Regions from separate parts of the Mus musculus genome. Here regions 2 and 3 are each linked to region 1. Evidence: chromatin loops called from intact Hi-C (ENCODE). Cell type or tissue: heart. All regions are shown on one strand.

Region 1 (5,000 bases):
TTGCTTTGTCTTGTCTTGTCTCTCGGGACTGGGGATTAAATCAAAGGCATTATGAATAATAGCCAAGTGTTCTATCTCTGAGCTATATCCCCTGCCTTTTTGTTTTGTTTTGTTTTGTTTTTTGTTTTTTGAGACAGGGTTTCTCTGTGTAGCCCTGGCTGTCCTGGAACTCACTCTGTAGACCAGGCTGGCCTCAAACTCAGAAATCCGCCTGCCTCTGCCTCCCAAGTGCTAGGATTAAAGGCATCCCCTGCCATTTTAAATAAAAAATATATACATTTATCTAATTTGGTTTTTTATTTTTGCCCCACGGAGTGAGTTTGGAGGTGAGATGACGATTGTGAGGAATCAGCTCTCTCTTTCCATCACTGCGGATCCCAGGGAAGGACGTTAGGTCGTCAGCTCAGTGACAAGCGTCTGTACCTCTAATCCATCTCGACCCTGCCCTTTGCAGTAGCCATGTCTGTTTGTCAACTTGATGATACCCGGAATGAGCAATCATCCAGAAGTGGAGGACATACCTATGGGAGATGACTCCGCTGGTTTTGTAGTGGATGAATCTACTTCTAGACCAGCTTTGAGGTGAGATCTGGATCTTGAGGTGGGAAGACATACCTTTAACCTGGGCCACACCCTCTGCTGGAAGTCTATGGAAGAGGACGACATAGGAAGCTTTCGTTCTTTGCCTGCTCACCCTCGCCTCTCGAGCACATCCATCCCTTCACTGGCGTTAGCGCCGCCTACTTCTGCGGGATTCCGGCAGATACAGGAGATCAGCTGAGACATCCAGCCTTGTGGACCAAGCAACCACTGGATTCTTGGGCTTTATGTTCATGGTCAATTGTTGTTTGATTAGCTGGACAACAGCCTCTCTCTCTCTCTCTCTCTCTCTCCATATATATATGTATATATATGAGATAGATAGATAGATAGATAGATAGATAGATAGATAGATAGATAGATAGATAGAGAAAAGTAGATAGACAGAGAGGGGGGAGAGAGATTCATTCTATAAGTTCTGCTCTAGAGAACCGTGACGAATACACCTTCTTCTTAACCTTCTTCTTCTTCTTCTTCTTCTTCTTCTTCTTCTTCTTCTTCTTCTTCTTCTTCTTCTTCTTCTTCTTCTTCTTCTTCTTCTTCTTCTTCTTCTTTTTCTGAGAGATAGTCTCCCATAGTTGCTCAGGCCCTTGGGCTTCCTCTTCAGCACAAATAGCTTTGAATTTTCTCTCCTGTCTCAGCCTCCAGTAGCTATAGTCTGTTGCCACCAGGTTTGGCTTACTAGCATTATTTTGACACCACTAATTTTGTGTCATAGCATCAATAGAAAAACCAGCTGAGTCTAGTCAATGGAAAACCCAAAACAAGACGTTAGCATAGGTGCCACCAGCAATATCTGCAGAAGACCACGGACTCGGAGTGGAGTCCAGCATCTGCTCAGTACACCAAGCAAATGTCGGGAAAGTTCAAAGGCAGGATCTGCGAATCATTGGCTCCTGGAGACCCTGAAATGGACTGAGCAGCTAACTATTAAGTCCTGTGTGTATGTGTCAGTTCTCTTGCTCTGCAGACACCTTCAGAATTCAGCGCTGGCTGCCGTTCTTAGAACCTGTTCTGTTCTTGGAGCAGTGTCATTGTTGTATTGTTTTCTTTGTTCAACTAAACTCTACTTCCTATGATAGGACTAAGGAATTCTTCCTTTCCTCAACACAATTATATCAATGATTAAATATGAAATGTGCGGACCCAGCTACTAAATACCAGACTTGTCAGACCAGATTTGTTTAAACTTCAGCTATGTACCATTCATGAGAGATATTGTTCAGAGGTAATTCCACCAGAGAATACACAGAGAGTCTGTTTTTTAAAATTAATTTTCCATCTTGTTCACTGCCACCCTCCTGGTCATCCCCTCCCACAATCCTTTTCCCCATCCTCTCACCCCCTCCTCCTCTGAGCTAGTGGGGACCCCCTGGGTATCCCCCTCACCCAGGCACATCAAGTCTCTGTGGGGTTTGGCACAACCTCTCCCACTGAGGCCAGACAAGGCAGCCCAGCAGAAGAGCATATCCCATGAACAGGCAACAGCTTTTGGGACATCGCCCGTTCCAGTTGTTCAGGACCCACATGAAAACCAAGTTGCACATCTGCTACATATGTTCAGGGAGGCCTAGATCCAGCCCACACAGATACTCTTAAAGCACGGTAGAAGGATTGCCAGCCAGTGACTGCAGGGGAACTAACTCAAATCATGCAGCCCAAGATGCTCTGTTCTTGCCCTTTATGCACAGACATCACATCCTGGTTGACACACTTCACTTAGCAAGAACAGTTAGTGAAAGTAGAACTATAGAAGCCAAAAGGCAAGGTTAGGACATTTAGGGACTTCCCCAGATCCTGACAGTCCAGACTAGATCTTCAGTGGACTAGTTCTTTGGCAGCTGTGGGGGCCTACGTGCTGGGCTCTGAAGTCGAAATGGTGCCACTCACATGTTCCGTTGTGCTCATGTCTCAGGTCTATTTCAGTACACTTAAAACAGAACAACACTAAACGGCTATGGGAACCCTTATGCCTGTAGTCTCGGTTAACTGGAGTGTGACACGCCACCCCCAATTCAGTGACCTGCAGTTGTAGCCATTTCGCTTGCATAAGGGCAGTGATTTGAACTACATTCAGACATCTTCCACTGGGGCATCTAAGCAGACTTATACAGCAGGCCTCTGGCCACAGCCTGCAGTTCAACCTCTCATCCTCAAGGATGCTATCTCAGGTTTCTGCACAAGGGGGCAGCAGCGTGCCAGTGGAGACGCTCAGCAACTACAAATCTTCCAAGAACCAGCCTCCGAAATCCCAAGTTGTTGATTGGAGGTCAGAGGGGGTTAAGGACACCAGAAGAAGATGGTCCGCAGAATCAACTAAGCAGGGCTCGTAGGGGCTCACAGAGACTGAAACAGCGATCATGGAGCCTGCATGAGTCTGTGCAGGGCCCTCTGCTCATATGTTCTGCTGGTTAGCTTGGGAGTTTGTGGACTTGTATCAGTGAAAGTTGGGTGCTTTTTGCCTGCCCCTGGGACCCTTTTCCTCGGCTGCCTTGTCCAGACTTGATAGGCGGATTTGTGTCTGGTCTTATTGCATCTTGTTAAGCCGTGTTCAGTTGATATCCCTGGGAGGCCCGCCCTTTCCTGAAGGGAAACAGGAGCAGTGGAGCTGGGGAAGAGGGAAGGCGGTGGTGGGGACTGGGAGGAGTGGAGTGAAGGAAAACTGCGGTCTCCATCTACTGTGTGAGAGAAGAATAGATAAAAAGGAAAGAAAAGTTAAAACCAAACAGAACACACCTGAAAAGAAAGAAAGGAAAGGAAGAAACCAAAATTCCTTCTTAGCAGCTGGTCTGAAGTCGGGGACAGTCTCATGGGACTGAGTTCTCATCCTGTGGGGTCTAATGCTATAGCCATGCAGAAGGGTCAGAATGACGATGTCCCCCGCCGCCCCCACCCCACCCCAGGCACTGCTGTAGTCTGATTGCCTGTGTGCTAGTGGGAGAAATACCCCCCACACTTAGGATTACAGAACTGGACTGTGCTGTGAGAGTACTGTAGAAGACTGTGGGCGTGGCCTGTGTCCCTCCCCCCACCCCCAACCCACTCCCATTCACCAGTAGAGCCCATGAAGCATTTCTTTTATTCATAGAAATCTATTTGTTCTTAAATACTTAATGAATGTATGAAAGGAGGTAGAGAGAGAGAGAGGGAGGGAGACCGACAGACGGACAGACCAACAGGTCTGAGCTGCTGACACACTAGCTCAATCTATTGAGGGACTAAGGGATCAGCTTGTTATCAACAGCCATGTTCAGCCAAACTTAGAGGCATCTAAAGGTCTTCATGCACCGCCCAATCCAGGGGGGTAGAGCAGGACCGCACCAGCAGTGGGAAGGCCTTGATGGGATCGGAGCCCTGAGTAGATGCTGTTTTCCTCTGATTCCATGGCACAAATAAGCTCCTGTATACGGAGGAAAGAGGTGGCACCTGGGAGCAGCCTGATGTTTGATCTTGATTATTAACTTGATGGGATTTACAATCACCATGGAAACGAGCTTCCTGACACATCTGTGAGGGAGTTGCTAGTTAATTGAGCTGGGGAGGCCCACACTAACTGTGGGTGGCGATAGTCTGTGAGCTGCCTGCCTTTCAGGCTGAGTAAGAAGGCGACTGGGAGCTGAACATCAGCACTGGTCAGCATCCAGCTTGCCTCCTGCCCGTTGATACCATACAATGGGCTGCCTCAAACTCCCGTCGCCATGACTTCCCCCTCAAACTGGGAGCCAAAATTAACCCCTTTTTGTTCCAGCAATAGGCAAAGCAGCTAAATACAAACAGGTACAGTCTGGAAGGACCAAGGATCAATATCTGGAAGGCCCCAGTCAATCGGGGACTGATCAATGGCAGAACACATGGGTAAGAGGGGAACTGTATTTTCTTAACACTGAAGTCATCTGAATAATGAGGCTTGCCCGTGGTACCCTAGAACAGTGTTTTATCACATAGTCCAAAGTAGAGGGCATCTCTCACAGTGATTATACAAATATATCTTAGTTTGAATCTAGAGTGTTCATGTCCTCAAATTCTATGTACAGCCTCACGTCGTTTGATTGCATCAATTAAAATACAGGGTAACTACCACTCTGTCCTCTGTAGGAAGTGTCAGAACATCTGCTGGTTTGCAAGCAGCCCCTCCCCTTGGTGTGACTTCGATTGCCTTCTCCTTACCTTCTTAACTCCTCCCCCTTCCTCCCCATTTAACAGCACCTGAAACAAGCCTGACACATAGGTCATAGGTCCCTGCATTGCCTGGGTTTTGTTTACACCCATTTGACTACGGGGAGATGGGAAACATAAAGAAGGTTTGAGTTATTTAGGTACCAAACAATGTTCTGGAAGGAAATGCTTCAATAAATACTTAGCTGAAACATGCCAAGTGAATAATCAAAAAGATAAAGCTG
Region 2 (5,000 bases), 140 kb after region 1:
AGTAAAAATCACCTCTCGGGCCCTTTACCCAGTAACCCTTAAAGGGGAAGCGCTTCGGTGTTGGCCAGGTGATGCCACACTGCTCACTCACCTTGTTGAGCTCCTCTATCCGTCTGATGAGGTACGGGTTGCTGGAGGAATTCTCAAAATAAACGTAGTCTGCAAACAAAAAACGCACAGGTCTTTTCAACCAAGAGCTCACATTTGACAGCTCAGAGCCCTTTTCTTGTTTTTGTTTATTTTCCGTTTTGTTTTAGACAGGGTCACATGAGATAGCTCGGCATGTCTCAGAGAGCTTGCCTTGTTCACCAGACTGGCCTCAAACTCACAGCAGAGACCTGCCTGCCTCTGCCCAGGACTGGAGAGCTGGGATTAAAGGTGAGCCACCATCTCTTGGGCTACAATTCCCTATGCGTTAGGAAGTAGGCAAGCCACTGTAAGGCAGCCTCTGTAAGCGGTTCCAAGTTTATCACCGTCCTAGAATTCCCACCCCTGACGAAGTAGCCCAAGCTCATCTAGAACTAACTCAACATCCCCCAGCCTCACACACTCAAGTGGAGATTAGTGGTATGTACCACGTACCACATCCTGCTTACATTTCATTTTCTTTTTGAAAATAGCAGTCCGGGCTGGCAAGAACTGGTGAAGTAATTGAGACTGGCCTTCAACTCCTAAGCCTCCTGGCCCAACACTTACAGGCTGAATTTACTGGCATGTGCCACAGTGGTCACCCTTGAATTAATTATTTAATTTAAAAAAAAAAACAAAAAAAAGCATGGCTTGCTGTAATTGGGGGGAGTGGGACACAAAGGCAGGAGAATCACAAAGCAGAGGCCAGCCTCGTGCTACATAGCAAGACTTTGCCTCAAACAACAACAAAAAGCACAGGTCTTAAATCCCAGCACCTATGGAGCAGAGGCAAGCAGATCTCTGTGAGGCCAGCCTGGTCTAGGACTGAATCCTAGGGCATCTAGGCCTAAGTAGACACCTTGCCTCAAACAACCAAACAACCCCACCACAACATGATAGGCAAACCCCTTCATCACTATGTATCAGAGCTCATCAACGCAGCCTCCCACTAGCGCCTCATCCCTCCAATCCAACCAGCCCTCAACAACGATTCTTACATAAAAGTGTTGACCTGAGACAAATCAGGAGAAAAAGAAAGGCTTAACAGCCCAAATTCATTTCAAACATCAACTTAAAAAAAAAAATCGGCAGGCAGAATGTGTAAGGGCAAGCAGGTATCAAACTTTTCCTTGCTCTACCTGGGATGGTGAGGAATAGGGGCTGGGTGTTGGGTTGTTTTTTTTCCCCCCTTTTTTTATATTTGATTCAACTCCATTTAGACCCTTCTTATAAAGAAACCATGGCAAGTTTTCAACCAAAGGTACAGGATTTTTCCTCTACAGAGTGGCTGGAAACTTCCCACTATGTGTTTACCTGAGAGACTAGACTGCACAGTCACGGTCTACCTAGGCGGCTCTCTCCCAGCCCTCTGCTGCTAAGTGGCCTCATTTAGCCAGGCCATTCCCCCACCATCATCCATCAGGAGCTCGGCTAATGAGCAAAGACGGAAGAGCAAGTCTCACTCACAAACACGCCACTTATCTGAATTATTATTTTACCAGGAAGGAGGGAGGGAGGGCGTCGTGAGCAGGGAAAGTTTGTTTGACCTTATTTCTCTCTCTTCTGCAGAAGGCTGGAAAGACAGACAGCAGAGCCAACGTCCAGGCTGAGCTCTACTCCCTACCTGGGGCTGCGGCTCCCTGGCCCCACACACAGCCCCACTCTCAGGGGGACTGAACGGGAAACCGAAGGGAATGGGGGGTGAAGCAGCGACGGTGCAGGGCCCGGGCTCTGCAAACAGGCCTGTCGAGCTCTGCCCCCCACCTGGGCCACCATCGTCCCCAGCCCACGCTAACACCGAGGCAGAAGCCGGGGTTTGGGGTGAGGGGTGCTCAAGCCCCCCTCCCTCGTGCCCAAAAGCCACGCGAGGGAAAGACCACTCAGCTAGGGGGCTTGCAGGGGCTCTGTCCCTTTGGGGCGTTCGTAAAGGGGGTGTCCGATGCGTGTCCCCAGAAGAGGCCTGGCCCCGAGACGCCGGGCAGGAGCGGTGGGGGAGGGGAGTGGGGGTGGGGATCCCCCTGCGCCCCGCCCGCGGCGCCCTCAGCCCCGGGCTCCCGGGCTGCTGGCAGTAAGCGTGCGCTGCCCGGACCCCCGCTCCCACCGCCCGCTCCCCGACGGGCCGGGAAGGGCCGAGCCTTCCTACCTCCGACCCGGTACATGTTGGCCGCCATGTCCGCCCGCCCGCCCGCGGAGCCCGAGCCGAGCCCCGCCCGCCGCCGCCGCCTCAGCCTCGACCGCCGCCGCTGCCGCCGCCGCCGCCGCCTCGCCACGGGGGAGGGGGAGGGACGGGGAGGGGACACCGAGGGAGGGGGCTGTGCCCGCCCCCAGCGCCGGCAGAGCGACGCCGAGCGGGCCCGGGAGGCCGGAGCACGGCGGGAACGGGGCGGCGGGCTGCGGGGGGCCGAAGACCCCAGGGGCCACCCGCACTAGCCTCGGGGTAGCACACCAGGGTCAGGGGCTGTGGAAGAACCAGGGTGGGGACAGAGGTTCAGCCACTCCGAGCGTCTCTCTCGCCCGCGTCACCTGTCCACCTTGGGACAGGTTCTCCTTTCCTGCTTCTGTTCCCCAGGGACACCCCTCTATGTGTGACCTCAAGCACACGAACGCCCTTCTGGGTACAACTCTCCGATGCAGCCAATGCAAGCGACAGATGCTTGTTTGCGTCCCTCCCTCGTGGTGAGAGGACGTTTGGTGGCTTTAGAGCCTACAGGCCCTGGGGCCAAGAAGACCCTACGTACTTGCAGCTTGCTCAAGTCTGAGACCCAGCTATGAAAAGAACTGGAAGCTGACTTTCTCACCCCGACCACACTGGCAGGTCAGTCGTGGCTGTGCCAAAACTGGGCTGAACAAAACCGACCCCCCCCCCCACACACACACACACACACACACATCCTCTAGCCCTGCCTCTAAACAGGCTTTGTGTACAGCGTGTGCTTTGACCAGGGGAGGCCTTCAGCACAAGAGGGCTTCCTTTGCCGGTAGAAGAACAGGGTTTCCACAATCCGCAGTTTTCCCCCCATCAAAAGGAGGAGGTCGTGTCTAACAGCTTGGGGTTGCTGGTCAGCTAACTAGTTTTATGTCAAAAAGCACGTCCTCGCCCCAATCCCCGTTTTTGGTTTTTTGGTTTTTTTTTTTTTTTGCATTAATGGGGATTGAAGCCAGGTCTTTGCACAGGCTAGTCATTTAACTATAGAACTAACTTTTCATGTTTGTTGGTTTGTTTTTAAATTCTTAATACACTTATTTACTTATCTATCCATCCATGCATCTATTTATCTATCTATCATGTGAGGGCATGAATGCTATGAGATATATATGTATAGGTCTATCATAGGAGTAGAGATTGAACTCAGATAGTCAGGCCTGGCTATACTGAGCTACCTCACCAACATTACTTGTTTTAATACGGGTCTCAGTTCAGGCTGGCTCTTGTAGCCTCCTGCCTCAGCCTCCTGAGTGCTGGGTTATATTACAGGTGTAGGATCACTTGTCCCATCAGAAAGCTCTTAAGTGGCTAGTTTTCCCATGCTGAGTAGCTATAGATCCCTTTTCACGTTCCTCACACCCTCTATGAGGTTTTGAATATAGATGGTCCTCATAGTACTAAACACCTGTAACCCTAGTATTCCATAGGCAAAGGCTGGAGGCGCTCCAGTTTGTGGCCAGCTTGGGATACAGAGCGAGATCTTCCTGACTGACTCTCCCCAATGAACACATAACTTCTTTTAGGAAAGCCAAGGCATTCCAAACTACACCCAGGCCTTGTTGCACAATAAACATTGGCCTAGTATTGTGGGTTGGAGTGCCTGGTGATGCTGATTTAAAGGGCTGTGCCAAAGTAGGAGTTGTCCCGGGAAAAGAAGACTGCATTTTGGTTGAAGCTCCTCTAGCATCCAATATTGAGAATAGCAGGTGTCTGTCGATTCTTTTGTACTCTGGAAAGCCTCAGATTCGCTGGTAGCTTGCAAACTGTGAGTCCTCAGCCCTTCTGGCCCAGGGAAGAAAACAAAAGAGCTCTGGTATGCTGACAGTATAGCTGTTATTTATCATTTATCATAACTCTTTTACTGGGGATCCTACCGAAAATATAATGTGACTTATCTGAAACCACTCTCCATTTCTAAACTGACACACATCAGCTGATAGTTCACCTGGAATAGTATTCCGGCATCAGAACTAATCCCTCTGGCCCAAACAGCATGAACCGCAAAGTCTGTCTTCTACTAAGAATGCCGCCTGAAAATTCAAAGAAATGGATCATAAGTTTTAGAAGGCTTTCTCATTATTTTTAAGTAATAAATATGAACAAGAGTAGGGCTGGAGGTGCATAGGAGATGGCTCAGCAGGTAAACATGCTTGCTGACAAGTTCGACCCCTGGAACAAATACATTGGAAAGAGAAAATTAATTCCCAAAAGTTGTCCACAGAGCCCCACATGTACATCATGGACTTCATACATGCACAGATAAACATGCCCATCATAAACTTCATACATGCACACATACACACATGCCCATCATAGACTTCACACATGCACACATACACACATACACACATGCCCATTATAGCCTACATACATGCACACATACACACTAAGTTTTTCTTAAAGTCCAGTTGGGGGGTAGAGGCAGGAATAGCAGGAGTTCAAGATTATCCTAAACTGCACGGGGAATTTGAGGTTAGCCTGAGCTCCATGGCTGGGTTATAGCTGACTAAGATGTGACTAGATCCTACCATACCTGAAGCTCTGGGTTAGAGGCCCACCAGAAAATAAGTCAAGAATGATAGCCTATGCTTCTAAACCCAATCCTTGGGTTGAAAGTGAAGGTAGGAAGACGGCAGGAAGGAGAAACTCAAGTTTTCCTCAGCTA
Region 3 (5,000 bases), 160 kb after region 1:
TTGATAAGTGGATATTAGCCCAAAAGCTTGGAATACCCAAAATACTATTCACAGACCACATGAACCTCAAGAAGAAGGAAGATCAAAGTGTGGATGCTTTGGTCCTTCTTAGAAAGGGGAACAAAATACTCATGGGAGCAAATATGAAGACAAAGTATGGAGTAGAGACTGAAGGAAAGGCCATCCAGAGACTGCCCCAACTGGGGATCCATCCCATAAACAATCACCAAACCCAAACACTATTGTGGATGCTAAGATGTGCTTGCGGACAGGACCCTGATCTCTAACTGTCTCCTGAGAGGCTCTGCCAGAGTCTGACAAATACAGAGGTGGATGCCAACCATTGGACTGAGCACAGGGTCCCCAGTGGAGGAGTCAGAGAAAAACTAAAGGAGCTGAAGCTGTTTGCAACCCCATAGGAAAAACAACAATATCAACCAACCAGAACCCCTACCTCCAGAGCTCCCAGGGACTAAACCACCAACCAAAGAGTACACATGGAGGGACCTGTGGCTCCAGCTGCATATGTAGCAGAGGATGGCCTTGTTGGGCATCAACTGGAGAAGAGACCCATAGTCCTGTGAAGGCAAAATGGCCCAGTATTGGGGAATGTCAGGAGAGGGTGGGTGGGTAGGGAAACACACTCATAGAAGGAGGGGAGGAGGGATGGGATAGTGGGATTCAGGGGTAGGGGGAGTGGGAAAGGGAATAACATTTGAAATGTAAATAAAGAAAATATTCAATAAAAACAAAATGTTGGTGTGATCAAGAAAAGCCTCTAATACGAAGTAAGAACTCAACAGAGACCTCAGTGAGAGTCCAGGGCCCTGAGACACGCCTGCAAGGTCCCCACACTGGAAGCTGCTGGGCCTATGTGGGTAGGAGGTAAAGAGGAAGTGGTGACTAGGGTCTGGGTCACACACAGCCTGGTGGCTTCAGAAAGGCTTGGCTTTTATTCTAAGTGCAATGGGATGGGGTTCAAATGATTTCTGTTGTTGTTTTTGTTGCTTTTGAGGCAGTGTCTTGCTATGTATCCCTGGCTGTGAATGGATATTTATTTGTGTGTGTGTGTGTGTGTGTGTGTGTGTGTGTGTGTGTGTGTGTGTGCATCTGTCTGTCTGTCTCTCTCCTTAAAGATAGGCTATAAATGTACACACATACATTTTGGAGAAGGCCAGGGTCAGAAATCAAAGCCAGAGTCTCATGTATCCTAGGCTAGTGCTCAACTGCTAAGCTATATCCCTATCCTTCCTTCTCCTCCTCTTCCTCCTCCTCTTCCTCCTCCTCCTTTTTAAATTTAGTTTAAAGCACAACCACATAAAACAGGTGTAGAATTTCCTTGGTCCTCTTTCCAGAGGATTCTCTGAGGCAATTCTCTGAGTTCGAGACCAATCTCATCTCCATTTCAAGTTCTAGCCCAGCCCAAGTTACACAGTGAGACCTTGTCTCAAAAAACAAAATAGACTGCCAAGTGGTGGTGGTGGTGGCGGCGGCGGCGGCAGCACACGCCTTTAATCCCAGCACTCAAGGGGCAGAGACAGGGAGATGTCTGTGAGTTCCAGACCATTTGGGTCTACAGAGTAAGTTCTGGGACAGCCAGGACTACACAGAGAAAGCCTGTCTTGGAAAAACAAACAAACAAACAAACAAACAAAACAAAACAAAATAAGCTCTTCCTAAATTGTCTACCCTAGCCTCTAGCATACCCCAGCCTGCCTTGGGATGGGATTGTTGACATCTGTCACCTCAACCAACTCCCAGGACCTTCTTTTGTTTTTAATTCTGGTACTAGGAAGCTGGAAATAAATGGTGGGTTTTAGCCTTGACTCCAAGGACAGGGAGGGAGGTTCTTTAATCCTCCCACCTCCAGTCAAACAGAGGGACAGAGACTAGAAGGTGTCCCTTTCATCTCATCTGCTCCTTTTATCTTTATCTGTAGGTTGACAGTGGCTGCTCTTTCTGTAGAGAAAGAGGCCAGTTTATTTGTTCTCTTGATTCTTAAAAAGAACTAAAAATTGTTGAGAACTCAAAGCTAAACTTTGAACTTCTGGATAAATAAATCATTGTTTTTGTCTCCTTTTATCTCTGCAAAGTTTTGAGGAAGATAAAAACTGTATTACAGAGCTGCCTCCAAGATGCTGTTGTTACACATTCATACCAGGGGCGAATCATTAGAAGCGACCAACCAACTAACACCAAGATGAGAGGCCAGGCTCCAAGGGGAGGGGAGGGCACCTGGAGGCACTTCGACCTTTTCGGGGGTATTGGCTAAGGTGTAAGCCAAAACCTGTCCAGTCGAAATCAAACCAAACCACTATTGGATCCTTTCTATAGAAGGGGACAGACGATGCCGGGTAACTTCAACAGTGACCTCAGAATGGAGGGTGGAGGCCATGTTAGAGTTTTTTAATCCCAAATCCTGGGATTAAAGGTTTGCGCCACCACCTACAGGCTATGTTAGAGTTCTTAAGATGGGAAGAAGGTTGCAGCATTTCATGGATTCTTTTGTCCTTAACCTTGGTGGATTCCCATGTCGTCTGATTTTCTTTCCCTGTGCCCTGGCACTCAGAGCCTAATGTGGGCCTTGTTTAAGTGGCCCTCAAATCTCCCTCCAGGTCTGAACATTCCTATTTCTACCAATACCAGCTAACTTGCCCCACACTCCCGAAAAGGTCCCTCAGACCTGGGCCAGAGCCACTGTGACTGCGGCAGCAGCCTTGAAGCCCAAGCCTTGGAGCTTCTCCATGAGGGCACCACAGCTCCCCAAAGCAGGACAGGGCGGGCTCAGAGACCCGAGGAATGGAGGAACCCCTCAGCCAGTGGCGTGTTCCTCGGGGTTAGATGCATTATTTATGACTCCGACGTCAGTGTGGCTCCCAGGCACCCAGGGAAATGGAAAGGCACTTGGGCCTGTGCTGATTAAACTAAATATTTAAACAGGAATGAGGAATTGAGGCAAAAACCATTTTTCTTCAAAAGGCAGACAGCACCACAAACTACTTCAAGGCGGAGGATCTAGTAAACACCATCAGATTGGAGGGGAAGGCTGGGGGCTCCTGGTCAAGGGCGCTTCCGAGCAGAACTGTGGGCTTGTCGCGGGCCGAGGTAAGGATTGGAAAATATATGAGAATGATACTGGGAGACGAAGCCAAGCTGAAGTTATGTCCCTGGCTGTGTTTTCCTTGCCCAGGGAACTCCATCTCCTTGTCTCAGAGATATTCTTAACTGGGCAGTGGTGGGGTACACCTGCAATCTCAGCCCTTGGGGGCAGAGGCAAGTCAACTTTATGAGTTTTAGGCTAGTCAGAGTTACATAGCGAGAATGTATGTCATTATCGTTGTTGTTGATGATGATAATAATAATAAAGTAATAAATAGAAAAAAGGAAAATGACTGTCTCAAGGACACCCTTGGCTGTTGTTTTAGTTTTGTTTCATGTTTCAATAATAAGGTACCCTAGCAACTGCAACACGAAGGAGAAAGAGTTTTGTTTTTTTATTTGTATGTATGTATGTATGTATGTATTGGCTCATAACTGCACATTATGGCTTATCATTGTGAGCAAGCCAAAATGGCAGGAACTGAAGCAGCTGGTCACATTACACCACAGTCAAGGGCAGACAAATGAATGCATGCACATGGGCCAATGCTCAGCTCAAGTGCTCCATTTTTACCCAGCTCAGAATGCCCTTCCTAGGGAATGGTGCCACCCATAATGGGTAAGACTTCCCTACCTAGGGAATGGTGCCACCCATAGTGGGCAAGTCTTTCCATCCCAATTAATGTAACCAACAAAATCCTCCACAGACAGGCCCAAGGCCAACCTGATTTGACAGTCCCTCATGGAGTCTCTTCTCAAGTGATTCCACATTGTGTCAAGTGGACAATCAAAATCAACCATCACAGCCTGGGCTACATGTTCTACTGTTTTTGTCCATCTCCTACATAAAAGCCCTTCTGTTTTCAGAATCATGGGGTAAATGCCAACTGCTCACCAACCCTCTTGTCTTAATTCTCCTGATTCCACAGGACATACAAGCTGACCTCCAACCACTACAGATACAGAAAGGGGCCCAAGGCAGAGCAGATGGAGCATAGAGCTAAGTCCCCCAATAAGAAAATCCAAGTTTCTCTAGACTTGAAGAAATACAAAATGTAAGGGAATTACAAGTAACAACCACCTGCCATCTTTTTTTCTCGGTTAAATAAATAAGAAGATAAATAAAAACACACTGGGCAGTGGTGGCTCACACTTTTAATCACAAAACTTAGAAAACAGAGGCAGGTACATCTCTGTGAGTTCTAGGCCAGCCTCCACTACAGAAAGAGAGTTCCAGGGGAGCCAGGGTTACACAGAGAAACCCTGAAACCCTGTCTCAAAAACAAAAACAAAACACAAAACAAACAAACAAAACCCCAAACCGCTAATATATGTGTTCTGTGTCTTTGTATGTATGCCGGTTCCATGACACAGTATGGCCATCAGAAGACAACCTGAGAGATATGTTCTTTCCTTCAGCCACGTGGGTTCTAGAGATTAAACTCAGGTGGTTGGACTTTGCAAATATTTTACGCACTGACTCATCTCAAGAACTGGCTTTGGGCCGGGCAGTGGTGGCACACGCCTTTAATCCCAGCACTTGGGAGGCAGAGGCAGGCGGATTTCTGAGTTCAAGGCCAGCCTGGTCTACAGAGTGAGTTCCAGGACAGCCAGGGCTACAGAGAAACTCTGTCTTGAAAAACCAAACCAAAACAAAACAAAACAAAAAACAAAACAAAACAAAAAAAAAAGAACTGGCTTTGGGCTTTTGGTTTTGTTTTCGCTGTTGTTGCTGTTGAAGTAGGGATCTTATATATCCAAGTTGGGCCTTGCGTTTCTTACCCTCTCGCCTCCACCTCTTACATGCTCTGGGCTACAGGTCAGTGCCGACCCTTCTGGCTGACCAGCTGTCATTTAATCTAGCTTTTTCCTGTTGCCTTTCCCCTCCCTGTGTGACCTCT

The links. Peaks named below come from ENCODE experiments on the same cell type or tissue, not always from the same donor. Only the 100,000 strongest peaks of a DNase experiment are listed, where the experiment ranks them.
Region 2: a loop joins it to region 1, with 2.1 times the contacts of the local background. A loop is called at or near these places in 4 of 42 quality-filtered maps.
Region 3: a loop joins it to region 1, with 2.3 times the contacts of the local background. A loop is called at or near these places in 4 of 42 quality-filtered maps.

What each region holds. Positions count from the first base shown.
Region 1 is chr17:83,848,429-83,853,428 of GRCm38, reverse strand. C430042M11Rik (RIKEN cDNA C430042M11 gene) reads left to right here. Exons shown (of 2, transcript NR_155491.1): 2 at 455-1,757. It also overlaps a transcript of Haao not described here. Among named protein-coding and RNA genes, the nearest start is that of C430042M11Rik, 3.5 kb to the left of the region's middle. In heart, a CTCF peak has its summit at 2,783 (motif pointing right); a DNase peak (open chromatin) is centred at 2,788; H3K4me3 peaks cover 441 bases.
Region 2 is chr17:83,703,558-83,708,557 of GRCm38, reverse strand. It overlaps Mta3 (metastasis associated 3), which reads right to left and starts at 2,374. Exons shown (of 17, transcript NM_001379391.1): 1 at 2,273-2,374; 2 at 92-159. The coding sequence starts at 2,300. In heart, no CTCF peak of the experiment used is centred here; DNase peaks (open chromatin) are centred at 2,417, 2,687 and 3,907; H3K4me3 peaks cover 2,429 bases; H3K27ac peaks cover 2,482 bases.
Region 3 is chr17:83,691,863-83,696,862 of GRCm38, reverse strand. No RefSeq gene overlaps it. Among named protein-coding and RNA genes, the nearest start is that of Mta3, 12 kb to the left of the region's middle. In heart, a CTCF peak has its summit at 2,470 (motif pointing left); a DNase peak (open chromatin) is centred at 882; H3K27ac peaks cover 504 bases.